3 separate regions of the Homo sapiens genome follow, and all the other regions are linked to region 3. The links are chromatin loops, found by intact Hi-C in ENCODE. Cell type or tissue: natural killer cell. All regions are shown on one strand.

The links. A loop is a pair of places that touch in the nucleus more often than their neighbours do. Peaks named below come from ENCODE experiments on the same cell type or tissue, not always from the same donor. Only the 100,000 strongest peaks of a DNase experiment are listed, where the experiment ranks them.
Region 1: a loop joins it to region 3, with 4 times the contacts of the local background. A loop is called at or near these places in 3 of 110 quality-filtered maps.
Region 2: it touches region 3 in a loop (9-fold over the local background); 10 of 110 quality-filtered maps call a loop at or near these places.

What each region holds. Positions count from the first base shown.
Region 1 is chr6:108,963,188-108,971,187 of GRCh38, reverse strand. It overlaps ARMC2 (armadillo repeat containing 2), which reads right to left. Exons shown (of 18, transcript NM_032131.6): 16 at 6,876-7,008; 17 at 6,048-6,208. Among named protein-coding and RNA genes, the nearest start is that of ARMC2-AS1, 43 kb to the right of the region's middle. In natural killer cell, no CTCF peak of the experiment used is centred here; a DNase peak (open chromatin) is centred at 3,917; H3K27ac peaks cover 505 bases.
Region 2 is chr6:109,056,218-109,064,217 of GRCh38, reverse strand. All of the region lies in intron 1 of SESN1 (sestrin 1), which reads left to right. It also overlaps the pseudogene RNU6-653P. Among named protein-coding and RNA genes, the nearest start is that of SESN1, 35 kb to the left of the region's middle. In natural killer cell, no CTCF peak of the experiment used is centred here; a DNase peak (open chromatin) is centred at 4,267; H3K27ac peaks cover 1,815 bases.
Region 3 is chr6:108,892,709-108,900,708 of GRCh38, reverse strand. ARMC2 (armadillo repeat containing 2) reads right to left here. Exons shown (of 18, transcript NM_032131.6): 6 at 6,166-6,242; 7 at 917-1,015. Among named protein-coding and RNA genes, the nearest start is that of ARMC2-AS1, 27 kb to the left of the region's middle. RefSeq lists an enhancer at 2,524-3,723. In natural killer cell, a CTCF peak has its summit at 7,164 (motif pointing right); DNase peaks (open chromatin) are centred at 4,478, 4,898 and 7,148; H3K27ac peaks cover 1,359 bases.

The DNA of each region.
Region 1 (8,000 bases), 70 kb before region 3:
CAATGGTGTGATCTCGGCTCACTGCAACCTTCATGTCCCAGATTCAAGTGATCCTTGTGCCTCAGCCTCCCAAGTAGCTGGGACTACAGGCATGTGCCACCAGACCAGGCTAATTTTTTGTGTTTTTAGTAGAGATGGGGTTTTGCCATGTTGCCCAGGCTGGTCTCGAACTCCTGACCTCAGGTGATCCACCCACCTTGGCCTCCCAAAGTGCTGGGATTACAGGTGTGAGCCACAGCGCCCAGCCAGTGATTTCACATTTCTAGGCCATCTTCCTGCTCACTGTTTTCCAGATTTTCTGAACATTAAATTTTGTTGAAAAGTGAATTCTGCTGTATAAAAATAAAATTCTGTTGTATAGAAAATGAATTCTGTTGTATAGAAAATAAATTCTGGGTACGGTGGCTCACGCCTATAATCCCATCACTTTGGGAGGCTGAGGCAGGTGGATCACCTGAGGTCAGGAGTTCAAGATCAACCTGGCCAACATGATGAAACCCCATCTCTACTAAAAATACAAAAAATTAGCCAGGCATGTGGCGGGCTCCTGTAGTCCCAGCTACTTGGGAGGCTGAGGCAGGAGAATCACTTGAACCCAGGAGGCAGAGAGTGCAGTGAGCCATGATCGTGCCATTGCACTCCAGCCTGGGCGACAGTGAGAGACTCTGTCTCAAAAAAAAAAAAAAAAAAAAAGAAAAGAGAAGAAAAAGAAAAGAAAGAAAGAAAATGCATTCTGTTGCAGAAGCCCTTCTTTCCCAAGCTGCTGGCGGCTGAGCAGTGTGGCCTGGGCATGTCATAGTCCCTTCTTTCTCCTAGGGCTTTGGTTAGATTTAGTGGTTTTAGCAAAATCTCTGTTGGGTGAGTGGCTTTTTAAAATCTAATGTCAAGACCATGTTACTTGTCTTGAGGCCCAGCCTATAGTTAATCCACCCTCAAACCATATTAATTCTAAATTGGGTTAGACAAGATAACAAGAATAGCCAAACAGCTACAGGTAAGAGAAATGAGGTCTAAAGTTTCAAAGTAAACACAGCAACATACATTAAAAGTGCCATATCACATGGGGTATTAAATTTTGGAACTTGTACTGCAAAGAGTAGCAGAGGCTGATTGAGTAAAAATTTAGATCTATGATTCAATTTTTTTTTTTAAGAGACAGAGTCTCATTCTGTCACCCAGGCTGGAATGCAGTGGTGCAATCATAGCTCACTGTAGCCTTGAATTCCTGGGCTCAAGTGATTCTCCCACCTCAGTTTCCTGAGTGGCTAAGACTACAAAACACACACACCCAGCTAATTTTTTCACTTTTAGTAGAGATGGGTCTCACTACGTTGCCCAAGCTGGTCTCAAACTCCTAGCCTCAAGTGATTCTCCCACCTCGTCCTCCCAAAGTGCTGGGATTACAGGCATGAGCCATTGCACTCAGCCTTTGATTAATTCTTTTTAAGATTTGAATCATCATAAGTTAGAAACTGTGCTTCACAGTATTTTGCATCATGACTCTGTATACATATACCTACTTATATATGAATAAACAAATGTTTCACATTATAATACTTGTCTTTACTAAATATAATACATTCTGATATTTTCTTTCTTTGCTACTTCATTTTTTAAAGATGCTGGTCACAACCAACTAAATTGTTTTCCTGACCTGCAGTGTGAAAAGTGCTTATTTAGGTAACCAATCATTCTTAAGCTTTCTTTAGGCACAGCATGCTTCCAAATACTAAAATTTGGGGCAAAGTATTAGAAAGAATTAAAAGACCCTAAAATATAAATATGTATCAATGGTCATTACAACACAATCATCATTAGAAGTTTGTGTCCTGCAGCATCTATAAAAGCTTCCTTTACTCACTACACTATTTCCTAGCTAGCTGTTCAGCAGCAGATGGCTGTTTAAGGGATTTATCATCGCCCTGACCATTCTCTTATAAGGCAAAGTTGTCGAATGTTCTAGAAGCACCTGAAAGCTCTTCAACATAGGTTGATGTGATCCTCCAACTTGAACGTGGGGCCCCGCTCTACCCTTGTCACAAAACCTAAGTGCCCACTGCCACAAAACTTAGGATGAACATACAACAGCCTAGTGTACTTCCCATTTGCAACAATAAACTACACACATGGTCATCAGGTGCCAGCTCCCCACAGAGGGGCTCATGGTAGTCTGGAGTGCTCAGCACACCACTAAGAACTTCAGCATCAACACGCTGCTTATGAGCTCATAAGACATGACTGCAGTATAATGGGAAGTTTCAGACCACGTTCTTTTAAAGCCACTTTCCAGAAAGACTGTCAACATTCCAACGATGTTGAGGGTATATTACTTCTCCTTTTTTTCTAGTCACTCAGCAAGAAAAAGTTAGGTAACTTACATTACTATAGAAATTGCCATACCAGTATTTGCAAAAACAGTGTTCATACTTCAACACAGGCCTTGGTAATTCAACAGCTCATCCTGTTTCCAAAATGGCCTGTTTTTGTTTGTTTGTTTGTTTTAGCTATCTTTGTAAAAGAATTGAAATGCAAGTATACTCTCACCCACATGCCCATTTCACTCGCAGCAGTCCCACTGCCCAGACCCAGCCACGACCCGGTCAGAAGTCAGGGTCTGAGTGCTCATTGCCAAGAGAAAAGCCAGGAGGCAGCACAGCCCACCACCCAGCCCACAAGGCACAGTCCCCATGGTTCGTGAAGAGGAGCTCACGTGAGAAACCTGGGATGCATTGCAGTGGCTTGGCTTCCTGAGTGAGCTGTGTTTATTTGCTGTTATCCATGCCACAGTCCCCCTGCACAAGGTGCAGTGGAGTAAGGGTGTTCTAGGTAACGGAGCGGCTGGAAAACACAAGGCTAGTTGTTTGTTTTCGGATGGGAATTCCTGCCTTTGCTACAGTATGACTTCAGGCAAGCCACTTAACTGTCCTAAAACCTACTTTCCGTATCTGTCACCTAGCTGATGGCCTCAGATCTTTCAAAAATAGAATAAACATGCTTTTAAAAGGATATAGCACTATTGAAACAAAGGTACCACCATTGTTAGCCAATCCACATGCAGCTATCAAGTACCTTCTTTGTATGAGGCAATATCCTTTTCCTAAGGTGGTTCAGTTGCAAAGGGGAAATAAGATAAAACTCACAAAATAATAATACAGGATAATTACAGGACAAGTTACACAATTCATGACTGATTGCTATATAAGAAGTATAGATTTCCTATGACTAGCCTACGACTGTGGGCTTGAGAAGCTACGTGGGAAGGGCCTGCACCTGGCTAGGCAGATTGGGATGGGCAGGCAGGAAATGAAACAGAACATGTGCAAAGGCACAGAGGCGGGAGAAGCACAATCAGAAGCCCAGTTAGGCTATGGAAAAGTTGGGAATGGAGCGCAGTCAGCCCTTCGCATCCACGGGCCACGTATCCACAGGTTCAACCAACCACAGACAGAATATTTGAAACAACAACAATAAAAAGAATACAAATAAAAATCACAGCACGACAACCATTTACATAGCGTTCACACTGTAGGTATTATAAGTAGTCTAGAGATGGTTTAACGTGTGCAGGAAGATGTGTGTAGGTGAAATGCCAATTCTATGTCATTTTATATCAGGCACTTGGGCATCTGTGTTGGTATCTGAGGCAGGCCCTGAAACCAATCCCCCCAGATACCAAGGGGTGACTGTAACAGGCAGCAGGGCCCACTAAAATGAAGTGCCTTCCAGGTACACTGCCCCTGCTGAGAAGCCAGCCATGCCCACACCTCCTTCTGATCCATCTTTATGCCACACGGCCCCGGCCCCGCAGCCCCACCATCCTTGTTATTTATGGCTGATTGCCCCAGGCTTGGGTAACAAAGGAAACCACAGATAGCCTGTCACCCGGTAGCTGCTGCCTATGCGGGAAAGCCCTGGGCCATAGGACAGTGACTCACTGAGCCAATCATATCTTCTCCTGGAGTGGGTGACATAGGAAAGTGCCCTGGCAACAGACAGACACAGGGAGGGCAGCAAGTGGAAGCCTGGAGGTAGCTGAAGCCATGATCTAGAAGGAGCCTAGAGAGAGTAAGTGGGGAGAGAATTCTTTCCCTAACAGCAGACACAACACAGCTGGGTCTCCAGAATGGCAGAGCCCAGGGGGCGGAGCTCATGACGCCCACGGCTGAGGGGTCACTTGGGACTCTGGCTCCTGCCTGCCTCTCTGGGAGGCTTTGAGCAGTATCTTGTTTCCTGGCTTCTTTCTTCTCTGTACACTCTTCCCTTAAGCTCCTTTGCTAACGAGAGCAGGGGCTCTCAATCTTAGCTAATAGACTCACCTGTGGAACTTTGAACACAGATTCTCAGCCTCATCCCAGAGCTTCTGAATCAGAATTCCTAGGGCTGGGGCCAGGAAGGTGTTTTTAGTTTTTTTGGGTTTTAACTCCACAGCTGATTTCAATGCTCTACCACCATCGAGAACTGAATTAAGGCAACCTGAACATGCACTTCTGCTCCCTGCAACCTGAGTCAGTTTAATGCTCATGGAGCCGACTGTGAACCTCAATGATTAAAAAAAAATGCTCACTTTTTTTTCCTTATTGTGTTTTAAAACACATGTACAAAATTATATTTACCTGGAAAAACCAAATTTCACATCAACCTAGCAAACCCAATTATTTCAAACAACTCCTGAGTTCCAGTTTCTGTTTAGTAGCACGGTGTTACAACACTTAAAGAGTTTCCAGAGCACGTCAGCCACCTTCTGAGGACTTGCTATGCAGCAGGCACTGTGTTAGGCTCTTTGTACACATCTGCTCATTTATCACCCTGCAATCTGGACATTAATTATCCTCATCTTGGAGATGATAAAATATCATTTCGGAACGGCTGATAATCTGTGTTTTTAAAAGTTCCACGGGTGAGTCTGCTCTGCAGCCAGGATTGGGAGCCTCTGCTCTGGTTAGTGAAGGAGTGTAAAGGAAAGGTGTCTGTTAAGCTTTCTCAGGTTGCAGAGAAGTTGAGCTCAAAATTTAAAAACTCAGCACCTATGGCTTCCAAGTGACCTTGAGCCTTTCCACATGGCCTCCTGGATCTAGTATGGTGGCTGGGCAGTGATGGGTACATCTCCTCTATTTGGGAAAAAGGATTATTAAAAACACTCACTTACTGACCCAAATCATTGTTTTTAGAATTAACCCAGGAAGAAAAAAATTATCCTAAAATTATAAAAATTTTTTAAATGTAAAAAATGATCCTGGCCAGGCAAGGTGGTTCACACCAGTAATCCCAGCACTTTGGGAGGCTGAGGTGGGAGGATCGCTTGAGCCCAGGAGGTTGACACCAGCCTGGGTAACATAGCAAGACCTCATCGCTACAAAAAAAAAAATTTTTTTTTAATTATCTGGGCATGGTGGTGCGTGTCTGTAGTCCCAGCTACTTGAGAGACAGAGGCAGGAGGATCACTTGAGCCCAGGAGTTTAGAGCTGCAGTGAGCAGTGATCGCACCACTGTATTCCATCCTGGATGACAGAGCAAGACCCTGTCCCAAGAAAAGAAAGAAACAATCTTCTTTCCTTTGATTTGTATCAGTGATTTCCTACCTTTCAAGGATATAAACTCCATTGTAATGCCAAATAGTCTCACAGGCCCTCACCCACATGATAATTAACGTAGCTAATTAAAATGTATAGCTTCATTTAAAAGCATGACTTGAGTAGATTTTAGCCGTATTTTCTCAATTACAATAGTGTCTATTTGCTTTTGAACAACAGAAGTACATTTACGCTGAGGTCTTATATTTATGCACTCTAGAGAAAATGCAAAAAAAAAAAAAAAAAGCCATAGAAGAAATCATGAATGTATCTAATGAGTTGAAAGTCCTTCTGTCCCCACTGTAAATAGCATTCAGCCTTTTCAGTTCCAAATTATAGTAATCTTTAACATACTCTTGTTGCTTATAGAAATATAGTCACCTAAATGCATACTAATATTTATCCGAACAGGTCACAGAAAAAAACTATCTCACACTCTGATAAAACTCACAGACTCATCATAGTCAAGAGTCTTACCTAAAAATGATGAGAGCAAGAGTAAGAGTGTGTTGGTGTCTTCATTTCCAAAACATGACGAAGCATTAGTGATGTTTTCACTGAAGTTCCATAAAGTTTTACAAACCAAGCAGGCCAGCTGCCAATCAGTAGGACCCAAATCTCTTAAACAGTCCACTAACCTGAGTTAATAAAATTCAAATTGAGAAGTTATTAGGTCAGAATCTGTCTTTAATTTTAATATTGTTAGCATAATGATTATCCTTCTGTGATATGTAAGTATAATCCAGTGATCACTTAAAATAATTCCTTATCTATAAATTTAAGTGGTTATAAAGTAGCAATAATCTACTTCTACACCTTTTTTTTTTTGAGACAGAGTCTCACTCTGTTGCCCAGGCTGAAGTGCAGTCGCGCGATCTCGGCTCACCGCAACCTCCACTCACTGCAACCTCTGTATCCCGGATTCAAGCGATTCTCCTGCCTCAGCCTCCTGAATAGCTGGGATTACAGGCGTGTGCCACAACGCCTGGCTAATTTTTGTCTTTTTAGTAGAGACAGGGTTTCACCATGTTGGCCAGGCTGCTCTCGAACTCCTGGCCTCAAGTGATCTGCCCACCTCGGCCTCCCAAAATGCTGGGATTACAGGTGCGAGCCACCACACCTGGCCTACTTCTGCACTATTTTAAGTATCCAGTGGAATCTAAACCCCCTCTTTAGCCTCAGCTTAGGGGCTTCCCAATGTTGAAATACCTTTGCCCCACAGGAATGATGAAAGGGCCAAAGCTCCCAAGAAAATGATGTCCTTCAAATCCTGAGAGAGTCAGTACTCTACGCCCTGAAACTTACTTTTTAATGCCACCTCCTTCTTTCAAGATGACACGCTTGTCTTTATCCACAGTGAGATTGAGGAGAACACCACAGGCAGAAAAGCAGATATCCTGATGCTGAGCATCCAGCAGCGCCATCATGAACCTGTGGACTACGAGGGAAGAGAGCAAATGCAGACCAGTAAAAGTTCAGGATTCCCAGCTGTCTCTTGTTTTACAGATGGTATGGGGAAACGGGGAGTGGCTTGCAAACCCAGAACCCCTGTTAAGGGACTTAACTCATTCTTCCTAAGGCTTTATCCATCACACAGCAGTGGGTTCCCCAATACCCACCACTCCCAGAGTTGGCTCCCCCAATCGACAGATACTGCAAAACCTGACCCAGGCAGCAGCTGCTTCTCCACGGCAGTGAAAGAGTCCCAGCTGGTGGAAAGGAGGGAGCACAGGTGACACTCATCTAACTTCCAGTTATTCTCAAGGGTGTTCCTAAACCTCCAGCAGCAACTGTCTGTCTTTAAATACACAGTCCTGGAGAGGGGAGTTGGCTCCTGGTGGGATCATTCCTGAAGTCTCCCAGGGCCATGTGTAAGACTCAGACTGCTAAAAACCAACCTGGGGCAAGGCAGGCCTTCCAGTGTAGGGACATCTCAAGGCAGGACAGGCTCCTGCCTCAGGAGAATCATTTTCCCTTACTCCTAGGAAATGGAACTGGGAACTGTTTGTCCTGTTTTCTCATCCCTCAGCAGACGCTGAGCAAAGGGTTGGGGAAGAGTGAGTAAAGTGTGCATTCTGCCTCCTCCCACAGTACGTGCACCTGAGAGGGGCTGCCCTGTTCTAGCCCCGGCCCTGTTAACTGGGTTGGGCAGTAAGCTTGACAGAGGCAACATCACGTACATATGTGCTCTTAAGAGGCTAAATAGTGCCCAGCAAAATGTGCAGTTATCTGCAGGTAGTGAGAGGATGGGGCATGGTTTGCTGCTGCTGCTTTTTGTATCTGTATTATTGAAATTTTCCATTACGAACATGGAGAGTTATGTTTTTAAAATTATTGTTACATGAAATATTTGAGACATACAAAGAGTCAAAGTATACTAATATTTGAGACATACAAAAATATTTGAGACATACAAAGGGTATAAACATG
Region 2 (8,000 bases), 160 kb before region 3:
GATCATATGGCCTGTAGGAAAAAAAGGGGGCAGTGGGGGAAATTCTAGAAGTTGACAGATATCAATCAAGCCAGTTTAGTGACAAGGCTAAATACTAGTTTACTAAGATTCTAAGACTATTTCATGATGATTTTACCGTTCATTGTTAATTTCCATGTCATGAATTTCAGTTCTTTAGATCCAAAATTGTATACATGGCTCAATTTTATTTTTTCTATTTAATGCAGCATTGATATGGGTAAAGTAAAAGGCTACAAGTTGGGGTAAAATAAATGAAAATCTAATTTTTTTTTTAGTTTTTTTTTGGCTTTTTTCTTTTTTTTTTAAAGGATAACTATTTTCAGACATTTTTGGGTACCAGACAACTTGTAGAAGGTATTTTTCTTCTTTTGAAATGTGTTAACTTCACAATATGTAATGAATAGCTTTATATGTAAATGGTTAAAACTCCCCTGGTGACGAATTTATAGATTGAGTAGAAAGACAATCAGATTAAAAGATGGTAGCACAAGACGTATCTGAATCAAAGTATCATCAAAAGCTTAAAAGCAAAAGGATCAGCAAGGGTACATAGGAAAATGCAAAGGGGAAACAGCAGTAATCACAGCATTAATCTCAGAGAAGACCTCAGGATTCAAGGATTAGGCAAAACTCATCTTCTGGCAAGATAGTGAGTTCTCAGTTGGGATGAGCAGACAGTTCCCCAACTGTGGTTCCCTAAATTTTGATTGCTCTGTCTCCATGAACATTTCCACATCATCTCTATCCCCTCTGGTCCCATCACTGTAATTGAGTTGCCTACTGGGTATGGCTCATGGAAAATTTGGGGCAAGTCATTGGTCTATGCAGCCTACTGGCCTTCCCCCCAACCCCCTGCCCAAGGGCAGGCTTCCTCTCTTTTCTCGTGTGCTCCCTCCCACCACCCCACCCTCCTACTTATTTCTCTTCAAACAGTTATACCTGAGCCTATGTTGGCAGTTTCCCTCTCCTCTTCTATCTAATATAGAGGTGTGTCTCTACCCTGGCTGACAGACATATTCATGCTCCCCTCTCAGGCCAGAAGCCTGCCCGACCTCTACAGGGTGACTCCTGGGACTCAGACAGGGCAGTGACCAAGGGCTGTTTCTCTCTGCAGGAAGGCTCTATAACCCATTCGTTTGGTATACTTTCAGACATCTCGTTCTCCCTGAGACCAACTATGAAGTGTGTTTCAAACTTTGCAGATGCAGTTGTATATTTACCTTCATACAGCAGTCCCACCTTATCTATGGTTTCACTTTCCTCACTTTCACTTACCAACAGTACAGTATAATGAGGTATTTTGAGAGAGAGAGAGACCACATTCACATAATCTTTATTATAGTATATTACTATAATTATTCTATTTTATTGTTACTTAGTGTTTTTAATTTCTTACTGGGCCTAATTTCTAAATTAAACTTTATCATAGCTATGTATGTATAAGAGAAAACATAGTACATAGGGGGTTCAGTACTACCTGTGGTTTCACACATTTATGGGGGTCTTGGAATGTGTACCCCACAGATACCAGGGGACTACTGTGTATGAATTCATGTTTTAATACAGCTATTTCTGTGTCTCTCTCTTTCACACGCACACACCATCTTAAAATTTTTATATATGACTTCTCATAGTGTTTTCGTTAAAGATAAATGTTTTTACATGGCCTCACATAATTTATCATCCAAACTGGGACACTGTGAGAGAAGGGATTACACCAAGTCAACAGGAGTAAGCCAAATTGAATAGTCAGCCTCCCTGCAAGGCCCTCCATGGTGTGGCTGCTGACCTTGGCAGCCTCATCTTGCAATGTGCTCTTCCTCGCTCTGTGCGCCTCAGACTCACAGGCCCTCTTTGCTTACTGCTTACTTTTGCTCAAAAGCCTTTGACATGCTTTCTCCTCTACCTGGACAGAGCTTTGCCTCTGCTCTCTTATTCACCTAATAAACTCCCCTTGTTCATTTTTCGGATTTCTCTCAATTCTGACTTCCTCAAGAATGCCTTCCAGGCTGGGCATGGTGGCTCATGCCTGTAGTCCCAGCTACCTGGGAGGCTGAGGCAGGAGGATGGCTTGAGACTAGGAGTTCAAGGCTGCAGTGAGCCGTGACTGTACCACTGCACTCCAATCTGGGTGACAGAGTAAGACCCTGTCTCTTAAAAAGAAAGCCTTCTAGGGCTTCCCTAACTTGATCCATTCTCTCTCATTATTCCTCAGAGCACCATCTTTTATCACGTTTAGATAATTCTTGGATTAATTTCTGTCCTCCACTAAAGTGAGGTTTAATGTGGGTAGAGACCATATCAGGGTTTTCTCATCATTTATTTTTTCATCACTCATTAGGCACATAGTAAAAACTAAATAAATATTTGTTAGATTAATTAATTTTTTTTTTGAGACAGGATCTCGCTCTGTTGCCCAGGCTGGAGTGCAGTGGTGCGCTCTCAGTTCACTGCAACCTCTGCCTCCTGGGCTCAAGCCATCTTCCCACCTCAGCCTCCTGAGGAGCTAAGACTACAGGTGTGTGCTACCATGCCTGGCTAATTTTTGTATTTTTAGTAGAGACAGGGTTTCACCATGTTGCCCAGGCTGGTCGCGAACTCCTGACCTCAAGCAGTCCACCCACTTCCATCTCCCAGAGTGCTGGGATAACAGGTATGAGCCACCTCACCCAGCAGGTTAATTAATTTAAAAGAGGAAGATGAAGATCAAGTTTATTGCATATCCCAAAATATTTAGGTAGAATTAATTCTGATACATCCCCTTTAATTTTTGTTTAAAATACATGGTACATTTTTAAATTATAACTGAAAGTGTTCAAAATTTAAAATTTTTATTTTACATGTTATACACAAATAGAAAATTTCTAAACATTAAATTTGTTGAAAAAAATTTTTTGGTCAAGGCTGTTTTTTTCTTAGATCGCATGCCTGTCTATTATTTAGGTTTAATACATGGAATCAGATGTGGTTTCACAGATATGTATATTAGTACATTGTTCTTTTTTCCTAAGGGAAATATAAAATTAAGAGTAACTTATTGTTGCTTTAATTTTAGATTATGTACATTTTAAAGTCAGATATACAACTGAGTTATGAATAATATGTGTGAGATATTTCAAAAAGTAAAATGCATTTTTAAAGAAATTGTTACCTTTCTGAGTAGCAATTTAATCATAAATTAAATCAGGGTTCATATACATGTATTGATTTAACCATTTAAATGTATTTGATTTGAAATTGGTCTGTCCTGATGCAAGGATTCAGAGGGGAGAATAGAAAGAGCAGTGGATACTTTTCCTGGAGACATTGAAAGTTGCCTGGCATAAATTTAACACAGAGAGAAGGAAGATTATGTCATTATTCCTGATTCCCTTGGTCATTCGTCTTGTGGAGAACAATTGCTACATTCCAGTAACAAGTTTTCTGAGGCTTACTAATAGCTCCATGACATATTAAGTACTGATCTCATTTAATTATAATTTCAGTGAGATTAAATTATTCTATGTAGTTAAAGTAGAATCGAGCATCCTACAGATGCTGCACTAATTATAGTTATTGATGGCCTACTTTTTCTGACCTAAAAAGGTAAATGAGGGAGGGAATTGTCTTTGCCTTTGAGGAATTTTCCCTCTAAAATAGATTAGTTCACTGTCATTGCTGTTTATTTTCACCTAACACTTTTCTAGAATCTTCATAAAACTGCACAGTACTGAACTAATCAATAGAAAAGGCAGATGAATATTCTCCCAAAGGAAAAAAGGCTTGGCAGGTCAAATCAAGCATGTCAGATCTCTCTTGCCACTCCCAATTAGAAATTGTAAAGTTTTATAAACAGGTGCTTTAAGCAAAAGATGGGATCTGTGGATCAGGAATACATACACAAGACACTAATTTTAAAAGCTATTACATTTCTTAAAATACTTATCTAAAAATTCTCCTTTTAAATTTTTTAGAATCTATTCTAGAAAAAAAACTCAACAAATTATCCTTTGTTAATGTTTTATTTAGTGGTGTGGCTTTTTCCACAGATTAGATTGTTTACTCCTTAATATAAATGTGTGTGTGTGTGTGTGTACGTGTGTGTACACATGTGTTTGTCTTTTTTGTTGTTTGTTATTGTTTATTAATGTGTGATTAACAGAGGCCTAGCTTTGGTGCTTTCAGGCTGAGAACTAAAGGGATGATTTGTAGAAAACTAAAGTAGGTCAAAGAATACCATGGTGTAGCAAAGGGGAAGTCCCTGTGTTTAGTCACATTGTTTTGCCTCTGGTGGAGTTCACTTTCATTGTTATAGTCTAGGCCTGTCTTCCTGTGAGTGGAAGAAATCGTCAAATTGCAGAAAAGTCTCGGGAATATTATCATAAGTAACTTTTTAAAACAATATGTTATTGTAAGTTATTGGAAGGGCCGGTAGGGGCAGCAAAGGAAAAATAAAAAGTAGAACTGAATTTATCCCTAAATTAATTTCACAGATCAAAAGCAAAAATATGCATGAATATGACACCTTCTCTAAGTATGATGTAAGGAGTACTGTGTGGGTCTCTGTGGGATGGGAACTAGCATTTCAAATTTTGCCCGCCTTGTGCTTGCTTCAGCAGCACATATGCCAAAGTTGGAATGATACAGAGAAAATTAGCATGCCCCTGCACAAGAATGACATGCAAATTTGTAAAGCGTTCCATATTTTAAAAATAAAAATACAAACAAAATTTTGCCCTCTTATTCTGCTTTTTTATATATAGCCATTATGGAAGTGACCATGTTTCGAAATCAAGGAGCTGTTCCAGGCTTTAGCAATCCATGTCATGTTAGTTCTGAAAATATGCAACTGAATAAACATTAAAAGCACACCTACTGATCGTTGCAGTAGCAACTATCACACTTTTATGAAACACCATTTTGTGTCTGCTTGGCTATGATTAAGCAGTACTATTAGAATCCAGGAATGTACTCTGGCTAGCTTCAAAGATCTTAGACTGTTTTTTACATCTCAAAGTTAAAATGAATTTCTCTTAAAATTAAATTTTAAGAAATAGCTTCCTCAGGTTGGTTAAATGTTAAGAAGTTATCTGTAAATTATGTGTGTGTGTGTGTGTGTGTATGAAGTGATATATATGGAGTTACATAAATTTTGAAAAACTTCGTTTTAAATTTGGTGTTTCCTCAAATATAGTATACTTGATATTTTGGATTATGTTTTCTCTTACAGCAGAAGGTTTATTCTCTGACTAAATTTCCTTTCTTTAGGTACCCCCCTACCCACCCACCCTTTATAAGGGCAAGACACCTATGAGAATATTAAGCCTTTTAGCTCAGAGTTTTACTGAAGTTATTTTCTATTCTTGTATTTGCCAAGAATTGCTGACAACTTAAAAAACTATCATACGAGTGAAAACCAGTTGCCTAGATTGTTTGATGATTTTGGTCAAGTGTGGATCGGGATTTCCTGTCATTTTTCTTCCTCTTCTGGGGCTGCATTGCTTCTATCTCTCAGCAATTGTACACTTGGAAAGAAAAAACAAAAGAAGGTCACTAGATCTGAATTACTTTTACTTCTGTGCCAAATGAAACTTTCCTTCTGTTACGTGTTACAATGTTTGGCATCTTTTGGCATCTAGAGAGAGATAAGCAGTTAGGAGGACAATGTGGGATCTGTACAGTCACGCATCACCTAATGATGGACATATGTTCTGAGAAATGTCATCAGGCAATTTTGTCCTTGGGCAAACATCACAGAGTGTACTTACACAAACCTAGATGGTATAGCCTACTGCACACGTAGGCTATATGGTATAACCTAGTGTTCCTAGGCTACAAACCTGTATAGCATGTTACTATACTGAGTACACACTGGCAGTTGTAACACAATGGTAATTATTTGTATATCTAAATATATCTAAGCCTGGGCAACATGGTAAAACCCCATCTCTACAAAAATACAAAAATTAGTCCTGTGTGGTGGTGTGTGCCTGTAGGTCCAGCTACTTGGGAGGCTGAGGTGGGAGGATCACTTGAACTCAGGAGGTCAAGGCTGCGGTGAGCCGTGATCGTACCACTCCACTCCAGCCTAGGCAACAGAGCGAGGCCCTGCCTCAAAAAGTTAATTAATTAATTAATTAATATATCTAAACATAGGAAAGGTATAGTAAAAAAAAAAAAGTTACTGTACAATATTAGGGGACCCTGTTGTATATGCAGTACATCATTGACTGAAACATCATTATGTGTTACATGATTGAACCTCATCTAGAGACAGCCAGTTCCTTCTCTTGGGCTGAAACATGTTCCTGGAATTCATATGATAAAGCAGGTTATCATCAAGAGAAACTCATTTTCCTATGGATTATATGATCCAGCAGCTTAGAATACATTTCTGAATTCTTTGTGTTTTGGGGTGTAGCTGAATGAAGTTTTTAGTATGTCAAAGGGAGACATGTTTTAAGAAGTAGGCATTCTACTGAAAGTATTGTAATTGCTTGCTGAATGAAGGGGATAATCCTTGCCACTGCCTTTAAATACTAGGAGTTCCTGCAGGACAGCCTGAATATTTTTTCTGGATCATTAAATGAACAACTGGGTTCCAGAAGATAAGAGAAGTATGAACTTCTGAGCAGAGGTAGATCCTTGAATAAGAGGAACCTTTCTTTAGAAACAGTAATTGAATTTTGGGAATTGTTGAGTATGTCAGTCTGGAATGTGTTTGGCTGCAAATAACAAAAAAACCCTACTATGTAGTATAAACAGATAGGGGTCTGCCTCCACAAGAAGTCTTAATTAGGCAGTCCAGAGCCGGTGTGATGTTCAACTACATTAATAAAAGCCCTCTGCCATCCTTAGAATGTGATTTGTATCAAGGTTGTAAAAAGTCTGTTGTACCTTCACGTATCAATCACTATATTTCTGGCATCTATTGTTGTGTAACAAAATTACCCTAAAACATATCAGATTAAAACAATAAATATTAATTATCTCACATAGTTTCTGAGGGTTGAAAATTCAGGAATGGCTTAGCTGGGAGGTTCTGGCTCAGGGTCCCTTATGAGGTTGCAGTCAAGATACCAGCTGGAGCTGCAGTCCTCTGAAGGCTTGTTTGAGCTGGAGATCTCCTTTCTAAACTAACTCACATGACTGTCAGCAGGAGAATTCAGTTCCTTACCATAGGGATCTCTCTACAGGGTTCAAGGCATGGCAGTGGACTTCTCTCAGAGCAAATGATCTGGGAGAGTGGGGAGGGTCTAGAGTGTGTGTGTCAGGGGAGGGAGAGGACAGATGGAGATAAGAACAAGATGGAAGTTGCAATGTCTTTTATAACCTAATCTTGGAAGTGAGCTATCACTCCTGCCATATTCTGTGGTCACAGAACCCTGATACAGTATGGGAAGGGACTATACAGGATGTAGTCCCTTCAGGAGGGAGGCATCACTGGGAGCCATCTTGTAAGCTGCCTCCTACACATCACAAATATGTACTACACAGTGAGAAGGAAAGGAAAGAGACAGTGCTAGCAGACTTCTGTTTGTATCTCATTGGTGATAACTGTGTAACATAGCTTCTCAAGGGAGGCTGGGAAGTCAAATGTTTAACTTTCATAGCCTCTGTAGTAGAGACAGGCAGAAGGAAGTTGGAAATGGAACTTGGGTTAGCCTACTGTCCATTTTCTGCCACTACCAGGGCATTTGATGACAGTGACTACTTTTAATTTGCCTGTATTGCCTGTTCGTAGAGTTAATGATGCATCTTCTAGGAGATTAGGAGTAGCCCAGAAAATTGCTTTTTGTTGTTGTTGTTTTTCCAAGACAAAGTCTTGCTCTGTCACCCAGGCTGGAGTGCAGTGGCACGATTATGGCTCACAGCAGCCTCAACCTCCTAGGCACAGGTTATCCTCCTGTCTCAGCCTCCCAAGTAGCTGGGAAAGGTGTACGCTACCATGCCTCGCTAATTTTTAAATTATTTGTAAAGATGAGGTCTCCCTATGTTGC
Region 3 (8,000 bases):
CCACATTAACCATGAACACAGCCAAGCACCAATGGGGAGCAGAGGAGGGGTGAGGTCATTTGAACCTTTCAGTAATCAGGTCTTTTGCAGCACATCTCTGTTTGGTTGCTGGGGAGGGTTCATTTACCCTGCTTCTCTTAGAGCATCTTCCTGTGGCTACCAAGCTGGTTTGCTCATCAACAACTCCTAGCAAAGGCTTACTGTGCACTGTGTGCCAGGCCCTGGGCTCTCCCTAGGGCTATGACCACTGCTCCAGAGGAGCCTGGTTAACTTCAGAAAGAGAATCCTTGAGGAGCTAGCTGCAAAGAGGGAGAAAGTGGAGGGCCATCCCATGACACGCTTTCCCTACCCTTGCAGGGACCCATCGATGGTGGGCCTTCACTTCTGGGGCAGTTCAGAGCGCAAGGGTGGGACACATCCCAGGCCATTTCCCATGCTGTGGGTGGCATTCCTGACGGATGTGCTCCCTTCAAGAGAGTAGGACAGATACCAGTTGGACCAAGGAAACCACGGGCACACCTGTCAAGGACGCCAGTTTATGAGACTCAGCTTCCAAGCCTGAAATCTGTTTTAATCTTTTACTTTCTTGAGTATGAAGAGCCACCTGAGAGAGGTTAAACCAGCATTTCCTTGGACAGAGGAAATGCTAATTAATTTATATTACAAAGGGAAGTTTTAGAAATTGGCTCTCTTGGTGCATTTAAAGCATAATCTTACTAAAAATTATGTGTGCATGTAATATTTAACACACACAGGGTAAATAAATAGATGACTTCATTTGTTTTTGAACATGTTCACAGAAATGATAGTGAAAACTTACTAAAAATATCAGGGCAATGGGGAACACATAAATAACTACAGGTATTTTTTAAAAAAAAAACAAAAACGGTTTTTTGTTTGTTTGTTTGTGTTTTACCCTTTTCTAATTCACGCAAAATCGGTACAATCCTTGTATTCCAAAAGACTTCGTCTACTTCTATTTCTGCGTCCTCTTCTTGCAGGTCAGCTTTTGGGACTGCAAAAGAAATCCAGAGCAGGAGAAAAAGCTATGAAAAAGGAGTTGTCATGAAGCATGGTCAAAAGCCTTTACTATTCATCACTACAATTAATAAACTAGAGAATTAAATTACCCTTTGCTCTCCAAGCCTGACTATTTCTCATTAGAACTACAGGTCTTCTAATCAAATTACCCCAAATTAAACTCAGACTGGATAATGTAAAAAATCAGAACTTTAAAATGTGATCTGGTCACTTCATAAAGTAGTAAGCTTTGTAAATACTGATGACTGTCAGTAAGGCAAACAGTTTTGAGTACATTTTTACTTAAACTTATCCCTCTGTAATGTAGAATAGGTAACTATAGATATATAAAGAATAAGGATTTTAAAAATGTGTAATGAAAAATTTTCTAAAAGGGAGACCTAAAATGGACATTTTCTATAGAAATAAAATGTCTACACTAACATGGGGCCAGTAGCATTAATGCCAAGTGATTTTGTGTGGTGTAGCAGAAAAGCCTGGGCCTTCGGGGCTGACAAATCTCAATTCAAATCCCAACTCCACTATGGACATGGTGAGTGATGGGGTCCAGTTTCTTATCCTTCCTGAGTCTCTGTTTCCTCATCAGCAAAACAGAATATTTGCCTTCAAGGGTATAAGAATTAAAAGACATGGTATAGGTAAAGCTCTGAGCTCAGTGCCAAGCCTTTAGCAATATACAGTATATAATTAATTTCATTTCCCTGATTAAACAAGTATACAAACATGTTATCACCCCTGCAGTATCTCATGCCTGTGTGATACTACCAAGCCATCAAGAGTAGATGCTGCCTGTGAATATGGGTTGTAGGGAATAGCAACCATTGACTGTGTACTCTAGATGCAGGAGGCCTCCATTTCATTTTTGCAGTAACACTATGAGGAGGTTCCCAAACTGTCTCCATTTTGCAAGTGAAGAAAGTGGAGCCCAGGTGTATTAAGTTATCTGCCTGGGGTCATATAACTCCCCAGCCTCTGCATTTGACCTCAAAGCTATGCTGACTTGCAGCAAACTAGCCGACTAAAGGGTAACACTGGGGGGAAATGTAACTCATATTAGAAACTGCAAATTATGATTATATTTCACACAGGCAGTATCTCAAGATCTAAAACACTGACTGTAGCTAGAGGTGGCTTTGCTGTGCTGAGGCATTACTGAATAGTCCTGAGATGTATTCCTCAGTCTCTCTTCTCTGAAGACCACCCCTTAAGTCCTTTATCCGGCACTTGGTCTACATCAAGTCAGGGAGTCCATGCCCTCTCGGGGCAGGGTGGACCTGGTACCAATTAAGTGTCCACACAGAAGATGCCTGGACCCTAAAAATGTCACACAAAGAGTTAGAAATCAGGAAGGATCGGAAGGTGAGAGGTTGGAAGAGAGAGAGAGAGAAGAGACAGAGAAAGACAGAGAGACAGAGACAGACAGAGGAGCAAACGGGTATATGGCCCATGTATTTTCAGGTTACTTTGCACAAAGGACAAGTTGAGCAGGGGGCCTATCAATAGCACAGGTTTGGAGTCACCATCTGGGTTTGAATCCTAGCTCTGCCACCTACTAGCTCGTTGACTATGGGCAAATTGCTTTACCTCTCTTCTGTAAAATGGGGTAACAATGGTTATCTCTAAATATTGGGATTAGGATTATTAATTTCTTTTATGCGCTCTTCTGTATTTTCCAATGCCTCTAATGCATTCTTATTATTCTTGAAGAGAAAAATATATACAACACATATTGAATGTGTGTAATACCTTAGTAAATATCCATATTAATATTTTTTAATATTAATATGGATTAAAATAAAATTCTCTGCATCAAGAAATCCAATAAAGTCCCTTGATGATTATCTGTGAAAATAGCAGAGAAATCCATAGATAACACATAATGGCATATATTTAAGAATTCATTTGAATTCAGAGATGTATTTGAATTCTGACATGAATCCTCAAACCATCAAATGGTGCTGATGTCACCCAGGAGAAGCAGGGACGCTGTGCAATCTACCTATCCCACCCAACACACAGGCCTTCCCATTATACTACATGCTAGAAATGGCCACTCCCAGTTGCAGCAAGTCCAGGCTTGCCTTTTATCAACCCTTCCCACTGCCAAGAGCAGCTGAGCCACACAGGGCATCCAAGATCACCTAAGCAGCAAAAGTAAATAGAGGTTGTCAACAAAGCTATTATTAAACATTTGCAGTGCAGTAAATAGCCTTAATAGCAAGGTTTCAGATAATCTATCTAACCCAATGCAAGACTTCACCATCAGATACTAAATTGAATTGTCTTTAGGACAAATTAGTCCACATCAGTACAGATTCACAATCCCTTATCCAAAACCTTTGGAATCAGATGTGGTGTGGGATGCAGGAACATATGGATTTTAGAAAGTCAATATGGTATACACATTGCATATTACGTACCACCCCTGTAGGGTCTTCTGCGGCAGCACCCTGTAGCAAAATATATGAATATTCACAAAACCAAGACTCTAACTGACTTCCCATCAGGCTCAGGGATTCTGGAACTACAGATAGTTTGTAGACTACCATCTCAATCTTTTGGGTCATTGTTTTTATGAATCTGCCTTAACTTTGATAATTTATGGATATGGATTCTAAAAGTAAACATGAATATTCAAGTAATACAAAAAACATACTTGCTCATATTTGTGGATAACTAACCTATTCAAAGTCCAAAGTATATAAAAAATAAAATAAAATCAACATTATCAAGGTAAGTGAAAGCCAGAAAATAAGTCAGGCGAGTTATTTAATTGATACATATTTATAACACACTTAAATTTACTAGAAACCAGACTTTGAGTCCAATAAGTTCAAGTCTGCATTTTTTACCTCCTATGCAATATGCTGCTTAATAGAGAACTTCTATGAGAAACCATGACTATCAACCTGTTTTTCAGGACAAATAAAATGGATAACTTATTCACCCCAGAAAGAGCTGAATTATAGGGGTGAATCAGAAATCACAGAACAATTTATTTAACCCTTACGGGCCCTTCTGAATGTTTCTGAGATTTGCTTCTTCTCAGAACCAAAGTTACTCAGTCACTGGTATGAGGGTTTCCTTCCAACCCTCTCCCAGGAATTTCAAAGGGCACAGTTGTGTCTGGCTACAGCCTTTCCACCTCTTCATTCACGCTGGGCCTCCTCCTGCCTCCATTTTATACACAATCCCTGAGTTACTCTAGAAAATGAAGCATGGAATCATATAATTGCTTTTTAAGATACACACAAACACACAAATAATAATAAGGTTGTTTCAATCTTGGGCAACAATCTAATATTTTAGAAAGCACTTTCATCTAGGTTCACAGTTTGCTAAATATAAACATTATGATTCAACAGGAAATTGGGTAAGTCAAGCAAAAATTTCAGCATGTTTTTGAAGATTTTGCTGTCTCAGTGGTTATAGTTGTTAACCACAGCTTTGAGTTCTGGACACAAAAACCTGACACAATGTTTGGATTGGCTGATGTTTTTAGCACGTAAATGTAAAATCCTTAGCAACTATGCTGGCTCAGAAATTAGTATATCTAAGATTTTCCTGAGTAAAGAAATTCCCAATGACACAGAAGTCATTTTATTGATAAAAAACTAAATTTTGAAGATAAGAATTTTTAAAATCTACTATTTAGTATTGTAAAATCTCATGGGTACAAAAATATATGAAGAATATAACAGACATCAGTGTACCCCACACTAGTTTGGTCAGATATTAACATTTTGCCATATTTTTATCCTTTCCCTTATTTTAAAGAAATGAAACATTACAGATATGTGGCTCCCTGCATCCATTCCCCTCCTCCTCTCCCTCTAGGGGTTACCACCATCCTAAATCCACTGGTTACTATGACTACACTTGACTTCGCATGCTTACCACATGGCTGTGTATCCATAAACAATATATGTCTTTGCTTTTGCAACTTGTTTCATCTCATATTATGTTTGTACTGAATTTACTCAATATTACAATATTACAAAAGCCCATGAGTTCACTTTTGTGACAACTATATTCTATTGCATGAATACATTTTGTATCATTTCTAGACTGTGGTTTATATTGTTATATATTTTCTCAAACACTTTAAAGGCCCAAAGGACGGTCTTAATAAAGTTAATATAGTTTCATTTAAGTGAGCAATTATCTTTTTTTTTTTTTTTTTTTGAGATGAGTCTCGCTCTGTCGCCCAGGCTGGAGTGCAGCGGCGTGGTCTAGACTCACTGCAAACTCCATCTCCTGGGTTCAAGTGATTCTGCTGCCTCAGCCTCCCAAGTAGTTGGGATTACAGGTGCCCCACTCCCTCCCACCATGCGTAGCTAATTTTTGTATTATTATTATTTTTTTTTGGTAGAGATGGGGTTTCATGATGTTGGCCAGGCTGGTCTTGAACTCCTGACCTCAAGTGATCCGCCTGCCTCAGTCTCCCAAAGTGCTGGGATTACAGGCGTGAGCCACCATGCCCAGCCAAGCAATGCCTTGAACTCAAGCTTTGAACCCAAGAACTATGTTAATGTCAAGTTTTGCAACTTTCCAAATGCTTTTACAAAATGATTTCTATAAAACCATTAAGACTGTCATCTAGGCCGGGCGTGGTGGCTCACCCCTGTAATCCCAGCACTTTGGAAGGCTGAGGCAGGCGGATCACGAGGTCAGGAGATTGAGACCATCCTGGCTAAAACAATGAAAGCTCGTCTCTACTAAAAATACAAAAAATTAGCCAGGCGTGGTGGCGGGCGCCTGTAGTCCCAGCTACTCAGGAGGCTGAGGCAGGAGAATGGCATGAACCTGGGAGGTGGAGCTTGCAGTGAGCCGAGATTGCACCACTGCACTCCAGCCTGGGCGACAGAGCAAGACTCCATCTCAAAAAAAAAAAAAAAAAAAAAAAAGACTGTCATCTATAGATGTTTGAGGCATCAGAGTTGGGTAGTGGTAAGATGGTAACATTGTATGAATATAATAAAAATGTATAAAAATAAATGTTGATTTGTGACCAAATTGGACAAACTTCCTTAAGTTTCCAGTGGCCAACATAGATATCTTCAGTGCAAACATCTTTCCTTCAAGTGGAGATGCTGTAGATGAAGGAGTGTGGGGACCCCTCACCTGCTTTGGTTTGCAGCCTGCTCAGGTCTGAGCTACTGGGGCATGATGAGGCCCTCGCATGTCTCTTCCCCTGGTCCCTAGGAGGAATACATAAAACACTCAGCGCAAACATGAAAACACTTCTAATTTTGTAAATGACAAGAGTCTGCTATATACAGTTTCTTATTTATTATTTTGAGATAGGTCTCACTCTGTCATCCAGGCTAGAGAACAGTGGTGCTGTGATCATAGCTCACTGCAGCCTCAAACTCCTTGGCACAAGTGAGCCTCCCACCCCAGGCTCCCGAGTAGCCAGAACTACAGGCACATGCCACTATGCCTGGTTATTTTTAAAAAATATTTTGTAGAGACAGGGTCTCACTATGTTGTCCAGGCTGGTGATTCCTGGTCTCAAGTGATCCTCCTGCCTCAGCCTCCCAAAATGCTAGTATTATAGGAGTGAGCCACTGTGTCCAGCCGATATACAGTTTCTGAAGAAACCATCGAGAATTGTTTAAAAGATGGGGTTTGGTGCTCTATATGTGGGTTTTTTTTGTTTTTGTTTTTGTGTTTTTGAGACGAAGTCTTGCCCTGTTGCTCAGGCTAGAGTGCAGTGGTGCGATCTCAGCTCACTGCAACCTGCCTGAGCCTCCCCAGTAGCTGGGATTACAGGCACATGCCACCATGCCCGGATAATTTTTGTATTTTTAGTAGAGACGGGGGTTTCGCCATGTTGGCCAGGCTGTTCTCAAACTCCTGACCTCAGGCGATCTGCCCGCCTCAGCCTCCCAAAGTGCTGGGATTACAGGCATGGGCCACCACCCCTGGCCTCTATATGCTGCTTTAATTTACCTTTGATTTCCCGGTAAGATTTATCTTTTTAAAACAAGTCATATTTGCCTAACAACATGAAATACAGTTACTAGAAAGAACAAAAAATCCAGTTTACTTTGCAAATCAAAACAAAATTGGTTAAGGATATATACCACAAGGGGTCACTGTTACAATAAGAAAGAACTCTGGGATGCTTGGATTACAAAAGCTTAGCCTTTGGGAGCTGGGAAAGACCTCTGTCTCTTTTTCTCTCTTCCTCCCTTCCCCGATCCCTGCAGATAAAGAAACTGTCCCAGCTGGCCAGATGTGCCCAAGGTCACACAGTAAAGACAGATTTGGAACTTAGGTCTCATAATTTACAAATTTGCTTCTCTTTCCACTACATAAAAATGTGCCCTGATTCCATTTTTAAAATTAAATTAATATTCTCTGACAATATTTATTTTTAGAAATATTTTAAACATTAAAAAACTGAAAATAAATTTGGACAGTCCCCAGATGATAAATATTTTGTATTCCAAATAAAAGAGCAGTGGCTGGCCAACAGCAGGATTACATGCTCAGGTTTTTAAAAAGTTTTATTTAATGTAGAGAACATCTCTGAAGGATACAGCTTCTCTTTAGCCAGAGCTGACACTTAGAAGTACTTACTTTTAAATATGTGCACAAAATTCCAAGGTAAAAAAACACCAGGAAAAGAAGAGTGCAAGTTTTATATCAAAATTTCTTTTTGTCCATCAAATATAATAGTTGCTCCAAAAAACTCACAAAGAAGGCTTATACATGTGATAGTCCCTGTGAACATCTGTATGTGCCCGTGGCTTCTCCTTCCTGTGTAGTGAGCCCCCCAGTGACTATGCCATGTTGCAGCTTAGCCCTTGGCCTTTCCTACCGCCCTGAAGATTAGCTTCTCCAAATACCATTTTTTACTTCATTAACATGTTCCCCCCACCTTTTTTTTTTTTTTTTTTGAGATGGAGTTTCACTCTTGTTGCCCAGGCTGGAGTGCAATGGCGTGATCT